3 separate regions of the Homo sapiens genome follow, and all the other regions are linked to region 1. The links are chromatin loops, found by intact Hi-C in ENCODE. Cell type or tissue: A673. All regions are shown on one strand.

What was found. Hi-C counts contacts between places; a loop is a spot of excess contacts. Peaks named below come from ENCODE experiments on the same cell type or tissue, not always from the same donor. Only the 100,000 strongest peaks of a DNase experiment are listed, where the experiment ranks them.
Region 2: a loop joins it to region 1, with 7 times the contacts of the local background. A loop is called at or near these places in 17 of 110 quality-filtered maps.
Region 3: a loop joins it to region 1, with 4 times the contacts of the local background. A loop is called at or near these places in 6 of 110 quality-filtered maps.

What each region holds. Positions count from the first base shown.
Region 1 is chr6:68,874,879-68,879,878 of GRCh38, forward strand. The region is part of intron 3 of ADGRB3 (adhesion G protein-coupled receptor B3); the gene reads left to right. Among named protein-coding and RNA genes, the nearest start is that of ADGRB3, 240 kb to the left of the region's middle. In A673, a CTCF peak has its summit at 2,408 (motif pointing right); DNase peaks (open chromatin) are centred at 73, 413 and 2,413; H3K27ac peaks cover 1,373 bases.
Region 2 is chr6:69,727,089-69,732,088 of GRCh38, forward strand. The region is part of intron 7 of LMBRD1 (LMBR1 domain containing 1); the gene reads right to left. Among named protein-coding and RNA genes, the nearest start is that of LMBRD1, 67 kb to the right of the region's middle. In A673, a CTCF peak has its summit at 2,956 (motif pointing left); no DNase peak of the experiment used is centred here.
Region 3 is chr6:69,153,753-69,158,752 of GRCh38, forward strand. The region is part of intron 17 of ADGRB3 (adhesion G protein-coupled receptor B3); the gene reads left to right. Among named protein-coding and RNA genes, the nearest start is that of ADGRB3, 520 kb to the left of the region's middle. In A673, a CTCF peak has its summit at 1,912; no DNase peak of the experiment used is centred here.

The sequences.
Region 1 (5,000 bases):
GCTCTTCAAAAACCTGAATTTAAAGAGTGCTCTAGTAGTAGGGCAAATGCTCTGGGTGCAGATAGCTGTGCCTCACTGATATCCCCTCAATGCCTTAATGACAATCCACCACAAGCATCAGTTTGGGTAAAAATGAAGCATTTACTTTCTTTCTTTCTTTCCTCCTTCCTTCCTTCCTTCCTTTCTTTCCTTCTTTCTTTCTTCTTTCATTTCTTTCTCCTTCCTTCCTTCCTTCCTTTCTTTCCTTCTTTCTTTCTTCTTTCATTTCTTTCTCCTTCCTTCCTTCCTTCCTTCCTTCCTTCCTTCCTTCCTTCCTTCCTTCCCCCGGCCCCTCTCCTTCCCCCTTCCTCTCCCCCTCCCTCTGCCCTCCCCTCCCCTCCCCTCCCTTCCCCTCCCCTCCCCTTACCTTTCCTTTCCCGAAACAAAATTATGAATAGAATGTTGGGTCTTAACTTCCTTTCATATAAATACTTGCCTAAATCAGCTGATATATTTGGTAAGGTTAAAAGGGAAGCATGAAAGTGAGCCATTGCAGATAGAAACAGATGTTTTCCCCTAGCTAATTACTAATAATGTGATCTTAAGATCACATCTAGCAACAAATGCACATGCCTAGTTAAAACTATAAGAAATAGTTTAAATTTTAGTACTGGACTTTTCTTATTCCTGATGTATGACTATTATTTACTGAGATTTTATTTTGTTTCATTATGCTGACACAGTATTACTAGGATAACGGCATTATTATTGCCATTTTAAGGATAAGGAAATGAGAACGGTAACCAGGCCTTGTAGATCCCAAAGTATTACAGTATTTTAAATATCAACTATATTTACAATATTTTAATCACATAAAAAAAATAAAAACAAATGACCTTACTTCAAGTAAATAATTTTGGTGTTAAGAAGTGACACCTTTTCCTGAGAATGTATTATTAGAGAGGAATTTTAATTTTTTAAAAAACTTACATAGAATGAGAAGGAGAAAGCCTATTAATGTATACCATATTTCCCCCATATGATTATAAGTGCTGTTGTCATCCATATACTGTATGTTTAAGATTAATTGTTAGTGTTTTCAATTTAATGCTAAAGCATAAACTAGAATGAATCTTAGTGGGAGTTACTTGGAATATAAATATTAATTTTTATTATAAAACATTTATATTCATATATAATTCGGCTACTCTTAATTTTAAATATAAATAATTTAAATACTTATTCAATCAATAAATATGTATTAAGGATACCAATCAGACAGACACAGTCTCAGCTCTTAAGGAACGTCCTGTCTAGTTATTACTATACACATATACAAGATGACTTACAGGTAAAAAGATGTCAGACAGAAATGTGAACTGCTGCCTTGTGAAGGACTCCCTACGGGAGCTGTGTCTTGGTGGGATAGATGGAGCCTTCTTTCTAAGTATTGAAACTGAAGCGTATTAGTCAACAAAGAGATGATCAGGCTGTGATTAATAGACTCATTTAAACTAAACTCATAAGACCAAAGCACAGAAGTGAAAGCAGTATTTTGTTGATTTCTGAAAGGTGACACTAGTCCACGCTTTCATAGAAAGTGCCTGGGACTTGAAATTATTACTAGAAGATTTTGCTAAATATATAGTCGCAGCAAAAAGGATTGCTAGATTGTGTGAATGGATGGATAGTTTACTTTTCTTATAGGAAATCAGCTCTAGTCTATTCCTAGAATGGCTTTTTTGACCAAAATATTTTGTTTTCCATATATTGTTAGTCTTTATGGTCAATGATGAATAAACAGTGCTAAATACTTTCTTTTTATGGATGTACCAAAAGCAACATTTCAATTCATTAAGTAAACAGTTACATTTATGTATTGTCTTTCTCTGGTTACATCCTAGTCAACTTGATTAGAACTGGGTATTTATCTTCTGCAAAATATTTACAAACTGTTATGTATTTTTAGCATATGGCCATGTTTTCTTTTTATTGATGGTTTTAACTAGTTTACAGGTATGGCTCTTACTGATTTTTTTCAAAATTATAAATATTTTGTACACACCCATAATGCATTGAAAAAACTAGGGCTCAAGTGGCTATATGTTAATTTTAAATGTTTAATCAGCAAATAAATACTTCAAACATTTTATTTTGAAACACATCTTATAAATCATCTTTTTAAGTTTTATTACTAGTATTAGTATTATTTTGATCCACATATCTCTTGACTTTTTTCTTTTAAGTCCTTGATAAAATATTCATTAATTACTTAATGGGTAGCCTTTATAGTTCCCTTCAGAAAATATTCAGCAAGATAAATTTATGTGTAAATTAATGGGTAAAATTATATGATTGGATTCTTTATAAATAATCTACGTACTTTTTTTTTGTTTCTAGACATTATTAGTCTATACCCAACTTTAACCTTTAGGTGGCAGCATTTGAGAACAGTTATAGATACTTGCCACCATTTAGAAAAACAAGATGAATAGTGTATATGTTCAAAATAAAGAATTTAGGATTTTTTTTTTATTTAGACTCAGAACAATCGCTTATCAAGCACTGCACTATCTCATAATTTGTAACATTAAGAAGTATTTTCATATTCACATAAGGCTACTTTAGGTTTATAAAAAGTCCATCATTTGCATGGCCATTTGTTCACAGTTATACTTTCATTGAAGGCAGGGGTTCTTCCAAATGGATATTCCTAAAGGACCTTTGTTCTCAGCACATCTCCAATTTTAATGGATCTGGGCTAATTAGACATATCTGAAAATCTTTTCTAAAGTATTGAAAACAAAGACATTATCTTTCTTCTTGCAATTTATTGGTTTAAAAATACTTTACATTTATGTATAGTGAGAGATGAAAGGGCAAGTACAATATAAAACCAATTTATATCAAGGACTTTTTTTAATAGTCCATCTTAGTTGCTAACTAGAATAATCATCACAAAAGATACATTTTGCTGAATAACTGACCGATTAGTCTGATCTATCACTCCTATCTTGTTTTCTTTTTTTAAAAAATGAGGTCAACCAATTTTGCTTCACTAGCCAAGTACCTAATCAAGATCAGGCCATATATGAATAACTTCATTAAGATATATAATCAAGGCTAGAATCTATTATGTTTAATGGAATATGAGTGCTTAACTTTTACAGAGACTCATGTCAGCTTTTCTACAACTATAATTCCTGTTGCTGTATGATTAACTTTTTCATTATATTAAACTTAAAATTACTTTCTTTTATTTTTCTCTATTTGGATTTTAATATAGTTAAATAAATCTTTTAGGATAACTTTTTAAAATACTTCTTTTTCTTTTTATTGAAAAATGTTCCAATATTTTTATCCTGATTTCAGTTCAGAGGATTTTATTTTGTGTTTACTTCATTATTATAAGAAAGACATAAAATTTCAAATAACTTATTTAAAACCATGTTTATATATAGCTGATCCTAAAGACTAATGTGTATTTGTTCATTTTGGCCCTATAAAATATTAAATAGTTTTGCTAAGGAAAGTATTTGCAGTGATTTTTACTGATGGCAAAATTGTAAAAAAAAAAATTAATACCTAGTTATCATTTAAATAATTTATATTTTAGACAGGATCCAAAGTATACAACATGCTTTGTGTTTTAGACATTTGTGTTTGTGCTATTTACATTAAGAAAACTTGATCAGTATCTATAAACATCCTTTCCCTATAGAGAAATGGATAATCTGTTAATTTGTGTTGTAAAAGTCATGTAGTTCCATGAAGACAGTATCCAAAAGTATGGGTACTCTGTGACCATTTCAGTTTTTGTCACATTTTTCTATTTGCCTGAATCCCTCAAAATGGCATGTATGTCCATTTTCACACTACTGATAAAAACATACCTGAGACTGGGCAATTTACAAAAGAAAGAGGTTTAACTGGACTTACAGTTCCATGTGGCTGGGGAAGCCTCACAATCATGATGGAAGGCAAAGAGGAGCAAGTCATGCCTTACATGGATGGCAGCAGGCAAAGAGAGAGCTTGTGCAAGGAAACTCTCATTTTTAAAACCATCATATCTCGTGAGACTTACTCACTATCAGGAGAACAGCACAGGAAAGACCTGTGCCCATGATTCAAGCATCTCCCACCGGCTCTCTTTCACAGTGCATGGGAATTATGGAAGCTACAAGATGAGATTTGGGTGGGGACACAGAGCCAAACCATATCATGGCATAAGCAAGATAAATGATTTATTGACCAATTAACTGAAATTTTTAGAGGCTTGAATGTCTGGAAATAGGTGCTCCAATAATGTCAGAAGTCTGATTCTCCATTTCTCTTTTCTGCTTTACTTTTTGTCGCTTTTTTTTTTTTTTTTTTTTTTTGACAGAGTCTCGCTCTATCCCCCAGGCTGGAGTGCAGTGGCAGGATCTCGGCTCACTGCAAGCTCCGCCTCCCAGGTTCACACCATTCTGCTGCGTCAGCCTCCCCAGTAGCTGGGACTGCAGGTGCCCACCACCACGCCTGGCTAATTTTTTGTATATTTTTTTGTATTTTTAGTAGAGACGGGGTTTCACCGTGTTAGCCAGGATGGTTTCGATCTCCTGACCTCGTGATCCGCCCACCTCGGCCTCCCAAAGTGCTGGGATTACAGGCGTGAGCCACCGCGCCTGGCCTACTTTTTGTTGCTTTTTATTCTCAGTAAATGTTTTCCCCCAACTGGTAGCAAAAAAGGTTTCCACCACTCCTGACCAGCATGCCTGATAGAAAAAAAGCATGTGTGTGTGCATCTTTCTAGTGGTCTTGGGGAAAGTTTCAGGGAGAACTTTCTTTGTTGCAACATGAGTCACACCCCCATACCTGAGCTTATCATTTTAGGAAGTGCACTCTGGTCTGTGATTTTTCAGATCAAATTGCTTAGATCCCAGTTCCAACCAAGGAGGGCAGAGTTACTATAAGCCTCATGCCTTGACAGACATTTTAGCTGATGCCTCATCCAAGTCATTTGGCAGCATCAGTTGATCTTT
Region 2 (5,000 bases), 850 kb after region 1:
GTGGAGGTTGCAGGGAGTTGAGATCGCGCCACTGCACTCCAGCCTGGTAACAGAGTGAAACTCTGTCTCAAAAGTAAATAATTAAATTAAATTAAGTAACTAAAAGAATATAATTGGACTGTTTGTAACACAAAGTATATAAATGCTTGACAGAAGAGATACCGAATTTGCCATGATGTGATTATTATGCATTGCATGCCTATACCAAAATATGTACTCCATCTATACAGCTACTACGTACCCACGAAAATTAAAAATAATTTTTAAAAGTGTTCCAAGGAACATTTCTTTTGAGCTCAAAGTTTCAAATTTTGAAAGCTTTCAGATTTTGGATTTTCAGATTAGGGAGGGATACTCAACCTGTAGAGTAATTTCCCTCTAATTACCTCAATTTTTATCAAATGTATACTTTCAAAATGTATACTTTGGTGAAATATAAAAGGAAAAATATATAATTGGGTTTAAAATGTATATTGTAAAGTTGAAAAGTTACCTACTGGGTACAACATTCACAATTTGGGTGATGGCTACACTAAAAGCCTAGACTTCACCACAATGCAATATATGCATGTCAGAAAACTGCACTTGCACCCTCTAAATATATTTTTTAAAATTAAAAGCATCTCGTTTATATTTTTAATATTAAATTATATATCCTCAAAACATTGAAAAATACAAAGAATAAAGCCTATGGGAACTAAAGTACCTGATAGTTCCTTTAACATTTCCTTATAGGATTTTCCTATCCTTATTATCATTTTAACCTATTTAATTTGGTTATTCTAGTACTTCCATATTCTTTAAACATTATTGATAAAAAGTAACAGAATAATTTAAGACTCTGATTAATATATAGTATTATATGATTATTTACCAATTCTCATTACTCATTGTATTAGTCCGTTCTCACATTGCTATAAAGAACTACCTGAGACTGGGTAATTTATAAAGAAAAGAGGTTTAATTGGCTCACGATTCCACCAACTGTACAGGAAGCATGGTTAGGGACACCTCAGGAAACTTATAATTGTCGCAGAAGGCAAGGGGGAAGCCAGCACGTTATATGTTGCTGGAGCAGGAAGAAGAGAGTGAAGTGGGAGGTGCTACAGATTTTTAAACACCCAGATCTCGTGAGAACTCTATCCCAAGACAGTACTACGAGGATGGTGCTAAACCATTAGACACTACCCCGATGATCCAATCACTTCCCACCAGGCCACACCGCCGACACTCGGGATCACAATTCAACATGAGATTTGGGTAGAGACAGACAGCCAAACCACATCATTCATATTATTTTCATAATCCAAAAGAATGTTGCTTTTTACAACAAAATGCCATGGCAATATTTTGCTAAGCCCAGCTTATATGCAGGTATGTTTCCCTGTCCCCTCAACCACCTCCAATCTAGGCCTATTTGTCCTCAATGCTTGTTATTCTGTGTTGGATGGATTAGGTTCCCTGAATGCACTAACTGCAGTACTCGATACTGTTTCCCAAGGAACCTTTTGCTCTAGTCAGTATTAACAACATGGCCCTTATTTACAGTCTACTGTCAAACACAAGGCCTTCTGAATTATCCTAAACTGGTCTGCTGGTCTCAATTTCTACAAATCCATCTTCTACACTGTTTCTAAAGTGATCTCACTCTAATACCCAAGTCAATATATGTCATTCCTCTAATTAACATCCTTTAAGATTCTACAGGACTAATAAATGTATTTTTCAAAGCATTCTGGTATGAGTTCCTAGGAATCTGGAAAGGTGCCACTAGGGCCACTACAGAAGATAAGGCAGCTAGCCATGCAGGAATCTGCTGCTACTTTAACCAGAGCAATTCTACTTGTTCCCAACCTCTATATGTATATGAACATATAAAATTGTTTTAAAAAGTTGTTTTGCTATTTTTTTTTTATGAAAGGTACAATTATTGGTTGGTATTGGGAAAAGACTCTAATTAATGTAATTCTACATATAAAGCACTTCATGACCTGATCCCTACCAACTTGTTAACTTTATCTCATGCTTCTGAATTGTTCATAGTTCTTAAAACACTACAATTTTATGCTACTTTAGGCTTTGTCCAACATACACATTTTATTCCATGTAGTGCCCTCATCTAGAATGCCCACCTTCTCATCTTATTTCATTAACAACTGTTAATGCCCTTCAGGTCTCGGTTTAATTACAATACGTCTGAGAAACCTTCCCTGACTTGTAAATGTCCCTTGCTTATAACTCAATTATAACGCATAGGTATATTAACATTATTCATCTGCACATTTGTTTTATCACTAGATCTGCCAAACTTGGCTGAACAGATTTCTAGGCCAGACTAATAACAACTACAGTAGACTATCTGGTATGTAATGACTAAGTCCCAATTCTTTTTCCTCCTACCTTTGTTTCAAGAACAAACATTTATTATTAAATTAATAAAATAATTTCTCCAAGAAGATAATAATTGACCAATAAGCTTTTAGGAAGAGACAGCTCTTAATTCACACAAAGTTATTTCCTTAAATGGAATTGATATACTTATTAGAAGAGCTGAACTGAATTTCTAAATAGCTTAATTTAAAATATTTTATAAAATAAAAAAGTTTCTGGTAACAACTTGCGGTAACATAAGACCAGAACAAAACACTATTTTTAAATTTTTAATTGTCCGAAGACAACGTAGAAGAAAGGTGCCATCGTTTGGTTACCAAGCTTTTAGCTTGTTTTTGGACTGCATTTTCAATAATTATCAGGAAATTTAACTACAATATTTAGATTATGATAAGCTTGACATAGACCTTATATAAAACATTATAACTTTTAAGGTCTTTAAACAACAATCTTTTGAACTTCACGAACTTCACTTCAGACTTTTTTTTTAATGTACAAAAAGGCTATCCTTTTCAGAAACACAAAACTTTTATTACTTACTACTGCCCTCTAGTGAATTTCCAGAAAAAAAAATCAGAAAACTAAAGAGATTGTATAGTTTAAAATGCTTCTATTAATAGGTTGGCCCTAATTGTCTCCAAATTTATTTTGACTTCCAAGAATAAATCACCAACTGTATTTGAAAACTAAAATGTTTTAAAATAATATATACAAACTACATTCCTAATAACTTCTTTTACCGCTCAGTTTAGAAGGGCACGTTTTCTTTACATATCTCTCTCCTTTATCTGGAATGCTGGTTTCCAACTCTGCAGGCCTTAGATTATTGTAAAGGGTCAACACTAAATACTACCTGTAGACTTAATAAATGTCTTCCACATATTTGTGAAATCTATTATTCAAAGATGTACATGTTATTATGATTAATGAAACAACACAGGTACTCAAGACTTTCCTTTTAAGTATTCACTGAGTCTAAGACGTATATATTTTCTTACATTTAATATCAGTGAAATTTGGATGCATCTAAAAATTGAAGGCATCATATAATTGAAGGCTAGGCAGAAGCCATGACATAGTTGTCGCTACATGCACATTCACAAATTTGGTCACAGCAAGTTACATTACAGTCACTTCAGTTGAATTACATGCATTCTTGGTACAATTATTGAGTTTAATTGCCACTTATGTCTTAAAAGATAATATGATTTGACATTAAAGCAAAAAGTTAATGTGTAAGTCAGGAGAAAGAGAATGAAGATGCATCGGTAGTAAAGAAAATATTCATTAGAATAATGGGCATAATTCTGTATTTTCTTAAAAAGCAACAGTCAAGTGCTTCATAAGCTTAAGAAAGGAAGATATCCAAAAGAGAAGCATTTTTCTGCTTAGGTATATGCAAAAGGATTCCCTTCTATATGGCAAGACAAGAAACAACAGCAAAACATCTTAAATTTACAGGATAGGTGTGTTGGCAGCTTCGAAGAAAATCCCAGAGATAAGAATAGAACACACAAGAAAAGCTGCACATCAATTCTCTTGATAGCATAAAAGACAATACACTTTTTTAGCTTCTGTGTATGAGCGAAAACATGTGAAACTTGTCTTTCTGAGTCCAGCTTATTTCACCTAACACAGTGACTACAACTAATGACTAAAAGAGTAGAGGCCGTTAAGGGTAGGGAGTAGGGAGGGGAGATGAAGAGAGGCTTGATTAATGGGTACAAAAGTACAGTTAAATAGACAAAATACAACCTAGTGTTCAATAGATCAGTAGGGTGACTACAGTCAACAATAATCTATTGTATATTTCCAAATAGCTAGAAGAGAATAATTCAGATATTCCTGGCATAAAGATAAATGTTTAAGGTGATGGATATTCCAATTACCCTGATTTGATCATTACACATTATATGAACACCTCAGACTATCACATGTACCTGGAAAATGTGTATACCTATTATGTATCAATAAAAATAAAAGACAATACAGTTGGTTCCCATGTCACAATGGTTCAACTTAGGATTTTCATACTTTGTGATGGTATGAGACCATTCTTTTTTACTTTCAGTACAGTAGTCAATAAATTACATAAGAAAATATTTGATATTTTATTGTAAAATAGGCTTGGTGTTAGATAATTTTGTGCAACTGTAAGCTAATGTAAGTGTTCTGAGCAAGTTTAAGATAAGCTAAACTAAGCTATTATGTTCAGATAGGCTAAACTAAGCTATGATATTCAGTAGTTTAGGTGTATTAAATGCATTTTCAAACTGAAAATATTTTCAACTTACGATGGATTTAACAGAATGTAACTCCACTGTAAGTCAAAAACCATCTGTGTCGTATAGTAAAACATGAACATCAATAACCAATTCAAAAAGTGATATAGAATTCTCACACTCCAAATATAAAGTTTTAGGAACGCCTTTCATTTCATATTTTCCTTGTTATGAATGCAGACAAATCCAACAAATCTCACTCACTAAATATAAAACAAAGATTATAAATGATTAAGAAAAACTTGTCAGATTTTTCCTTATAGTGACACATAAAGTAACGGTGCACCTTACAATCGGTAGCATATATTCAGTGAAATATGCTATCAC
Region 3 (5,000 bases), 280 kb after region 1:
GGAGGCCAAGGCGGGCGGATCACGAGGTCAGGAGATCGAGACCATGCTGGCTAACACGGTGAAACCCCATCTCTACTAAAAATACAAAAAATTAGCCAGGCATGGTGGCATGTGCCTGTAGTCCCAGCTACTCGGGAGGCTGAGGCAGGAGAATGGTGTGAACCCGGGAGGCAGAGCCTGCAGTGAGCCGAGATTGCACCACTGCACTCCAGCCAGGGCGACAGAGTGAGACTCTGTCTCAAAAAAAAAGAAACATAAGAATAAAAGTGGAACTTGCATAATTTTAATATATCAAAATGAGTTGAAATGATGCAATAATGAACCTGACTCTTGAAACCACACTTCAAAACTGGTATTTCGTGACTTTATAGTCAATTTCTATATATGCACTTCCTCTGCCCACAATTTCAGCTTATATATTGTCTCCATCACAGATCAATGTCAGTGTTTTAGGAGGGATCGTAGTTCCCATGTGATGATGAAAGATTTGCTTTGATAATCAATAATTGCAGTAGGAGACATAATTTGCCCTGGCTTTTGACTCTTAAATCTATCTTCACTTTCACTACCAGAATATTTTATCTTTTGGTTGTTTCCCACCTCCTCATTAGATAGAGTGCAGATTTCTCAGCATAATTTATGAAGCCCTCCATGATCCAGCCTCATCTTGCATCATTTTCTCTTTACCTTCTGTACCTCTGCCTTGTCATTACGGTAGTCAACCATTTGCAATTTTCCCAACACACCACACTGATTTGCACCTTCCTCTTTTTTGTTCCATCTGCCTAGAATAATTTTGTTCATATACTTCCTCCTTTGCCTGGCAAATTCAGATCACATCTCCAGTCTCTGCCTTCCGTTTTCCCAGAGCACCCTTTACCTCCCACATAGCACATGGTAATGAGCTTGTGTTAGTGTCAGTCCCTCTGCTAACGTATAGGTCTAATGGTCAAGATTTTCCCCTTCAACTTGATTTCCCCAGTCTTCACACAATGCCTACCCCATAGTAGATGCTGATTGTCTATTGAGTTGCATAGTATACCTTAGTCTGCACAATATATTTATTTATCCATTCATCTATCTATATATTCATTCATTGATTTATTCATTCAAGCAACAGTTTTTAATTTCACATTGTTTACCAAGGCCCTTGCTACTTGCTAAGATAGCATATTCTTACAAGTGAAGACTGATTAGCTTAAAAGTTTTAAAATTGCTCTGGCTTTGACAGTTTAAAAGTGATAAACTGAACAGAGAATATTGAAAATGCATTTTGCCCACATCTGATTATTTAAGTAGCAATGAAAGTCTTAATAGACTTTACAAGTATTCTAAAATTCAAGACTTGATTTATTAAGTTGGACTTGAGAGCTAATTCTCATACAGCTATTAACCTAAGGTGACAAATTGCCTCATATGGAGAGAGATGTCCAATATATCTAATAAGGAGAGAGAAAGGAATAAACTGAATATTTCATGCCGTGACAATGTTTGCCCTTCCCAGCCACATCTCCCCAAATACTACTTCCATTCTCCATTAACTTCAAGACAAGATAAACATCTACATCTACATTTTGGTATAGGCCACCCAAAAGGTTTTGTGTGCTTGTTTTCATCTGACAAACTAGAAAAAACAATCCACAGTGTTTTGTTTGCTTCCAAGAAAAGAAAAGAAATTTCAGGAAAATACAAAATTCAACATTATGCCATCATGTACCACAGGGAATACCTTTTGTTCTTTATCAAGATACTTTGCAAACTCTAGATTATTACAAAGTTTACCCAATAGTATTTTTAAAGGATAAAGGATTACTAGATGCAGGAATGAATTGAATCATCATAGAATAGGGAATTAAGAGCTGCCATTTATTACTATCAATCCCAATCAGTCAATCTACTGCTGCCATCTAATGTTGGAGCTGTTTCTAAAGCAGATGCTGAGTACAGGTTACCTCTACCATTTGAAAAATTTTTATAGGCCAGCGTATTTCCAAAAAATACACAAAATCAACTGCTTCCTAGAAAGAGAAGATAGTAGTTTGACAAAATGGAGAAATATTTTTTCTTCATTTAGAAGCTTCAAAGGAGAGAAATCATGTAATAGTAACCATTTGAGTACTAATATATTTTTTAAAAGGCGAACAAAAATTAGCCATTTTCACTGATACAGCAATATGACTGTGTCTATATTTGTTCTTATGTTTCTTATATATATTAAATGAAAGTTTAAAAATAAACACAAAATAATTATAATTAGAAGACTCATTAATTTAGTTTTACATATGCTCGTTAATTTAATTTAAAAATATTTAATTGAGAACCTAGTCTCAATTAATTAAGCCCAAAATATTATAATTGTCTTTTACATAAATGAGAAACTTTTTTTCAATAAAATGTCACTATTCCATATGTTGGCCCTGTAATGGTTAAAAAATGAACATGGTTCCTGCCCTCGAATTAATTAGCAAGATAATGGCAGAAAATGGTTAAATTATGTGAAGGAAACAGAGCAAGATAGTATGATAAAGAATGACTGTGTGAGCAGGGAGGCTCAGAGGCCCTGTGTTAGACAGCATGGTTAGGAAAACTGCTGTGAGGAGATAATATTTTAGCTGATATCTGAATGATGAGAAGGAGCCCTGTGAAGAGATGGGACAAAAATGCTTGCAGATGAGGACATAGCAAGACGATGGCCCTCAGGCAGGAAACAGCTTGATGTGGCAAAGAATGAGACAAGATTTACCTGGCTAGGTATATTTGATAAGAAAAGAGAGTTCATCTGGGGTCAGATCACATGGGGTCTTTAGGCCATAGTAAGGAGTAGGGATATGTTCAGAAAGCATTGAGAAGTCATATGAACCCATTAGCCAAGAGAACAACATGATGGCTGATTTGTTTGATTTTTTACACAATCCCTTGGGTTCCATGTATACAATGGATTGCAAAGAGACAAGAATGAAAACAGAAAATCCAATGTTGTTATGAAAATAGAAGGCTGACTTTCAAATTTTGCTAAAGCTACACCAGCTAATTGTCAATTTTATCACTGAATGTTTAAGATGAAAATGACCTTAGAAGTCTTTTTCTCTTTGGTTTACAAATGAAGAAACTAAACCTCAGGGATGTTGGGTAACACAGCTCACAACTTGATCAAGCTGATTCGTAGCAATATTTATTACTATTCCCAGTATAATTAGCCTTCCAGCAGGCCTGAGCTTGCAAGTCAGAGAAGACACTATGTTTCCCTAAGCCACTGAAGAAGTGGCGCAGCAGAATGGTGAAGGCATCCATGCTGGACGCAAACACCCTGATTTTCATACCATTCACGCCTTACTGGCTGTGCAACTGTGTGCAGATTACTTAACCTCAATGGCCCTCAGTTTCCCCATCTGTACGTAGAGATGATAATATCTACTTTATAGGATCAATGTGAGAATTACATGAGTTAAAATTCACAAAGGACTAAGAGCAGTACCAGGTAATTACTGTAAAATAGTTATTTAAAAAATAAAACAATAGGACACTGATGCATGAATATCGCAAGTGTCATGTGCCAAGAACCTAGGGACATAGGTGTTTGGGGAGCTTCTGTACCTACTGGAGCACTTGTGAGGGCATATTCAGTAGTGGAAAAGATGAAGGTTGTACATTGCTCAAAGAAATTACTTGATGGTGATATTTCCAAGAGCATCTGCTATTTGCTTCTTAACCAAGAACCATTTTTCTTCCTTTTCTTTTTTCTTGTAGACCTCACTCACAACAGAAGCTCAAATATCACATACATTCTATCCCAGACTTCATTTCTGGGTTTGGTCCTGTGATTCTAGAAAAGGCCTATGGGGAACATGTATGTGTGGCAGAGGGGGAGGAGGGGTAAGTTTCTAATAAATGATTAGGTTGGTGCAAATTTAATTGCATTTTTTGCCATTGAAAGTAATATCTCTCTGTAAAAAAAAAAAAAAGGAATACTCCTGAGACAATTCCCTTTCCCCTCCATGATTTTGGATATTTTGAAATGAGAAATTGATGGTTAGAATGGTGGCAACCAACTTATGACAATAAAAGAAGTCTAAATGTATTATAGAGTATAATAACAGTATGCAGAATGACTAGAGTTCTGCCATCATTGAGCTGCTGAATTATCCAAGTGCAGAACTACCTCTATTAAGAGTTGTTTTTAAGTGTGATTTTAACATAAATTCCTCTTGTCTAGGTTTCTTGGACTGGTATTTTGTTACTTGCAGTAGAATCATCCTCTCTAATCTACTCTCTCCTGTCATTCATTTTTCAAAAAGTATTAATTAGATCTATCTTATGCCAGATCTCCTGCTTAATCTTACGATACACATAAAAGATATATAAACCCTAGTAGCATTTATGATGATTTTCTTATTCATTGTTTACTTCTATATTTCTCCCTACCATATTGTAAATAATTTAGTTAGACATTTTTTTTATTTATTTTCCCCCTCACACCTACACAACACCTGCTGAAGTTCTTTGGGTACCAAATAAACTTGATTAATGTTTGTTAAATTGTATTAAATAGCATTGGATAATTGCATCTTCCTTCCCCCATCTCTCATAGCTATGACTCCATATAACCTAAGATGATTAAACTTAGATTGAAAAACACATATTACATTAAGTATTAATTTACTCACCCTCAGCTAAAGTTCAGCCAAAAAAAAAAATAAGAAATACAAAATGAGGCTTAAGCAGTCTCAGAATCAATGTAAATGAATGTATTACTCTAATTGAAAGACATTCTGGCTAAGAATTATGCTTCAGTCAAATGAAATATGGCTTTATAAAAATAGAAAATAAAAAATAAATTTTATTTCAAATGTACATTATTGATAAATGTTTATTATTAATACTACTCATTACAGGATATTGGGGAGGATGCCCTCATTTCATAAGTCTTTCAACATTATTACTAAAGTACCATGACAGCTGTCTCTGAACCCTGCTTGAAGATATTATTTTTTTCATTTGCC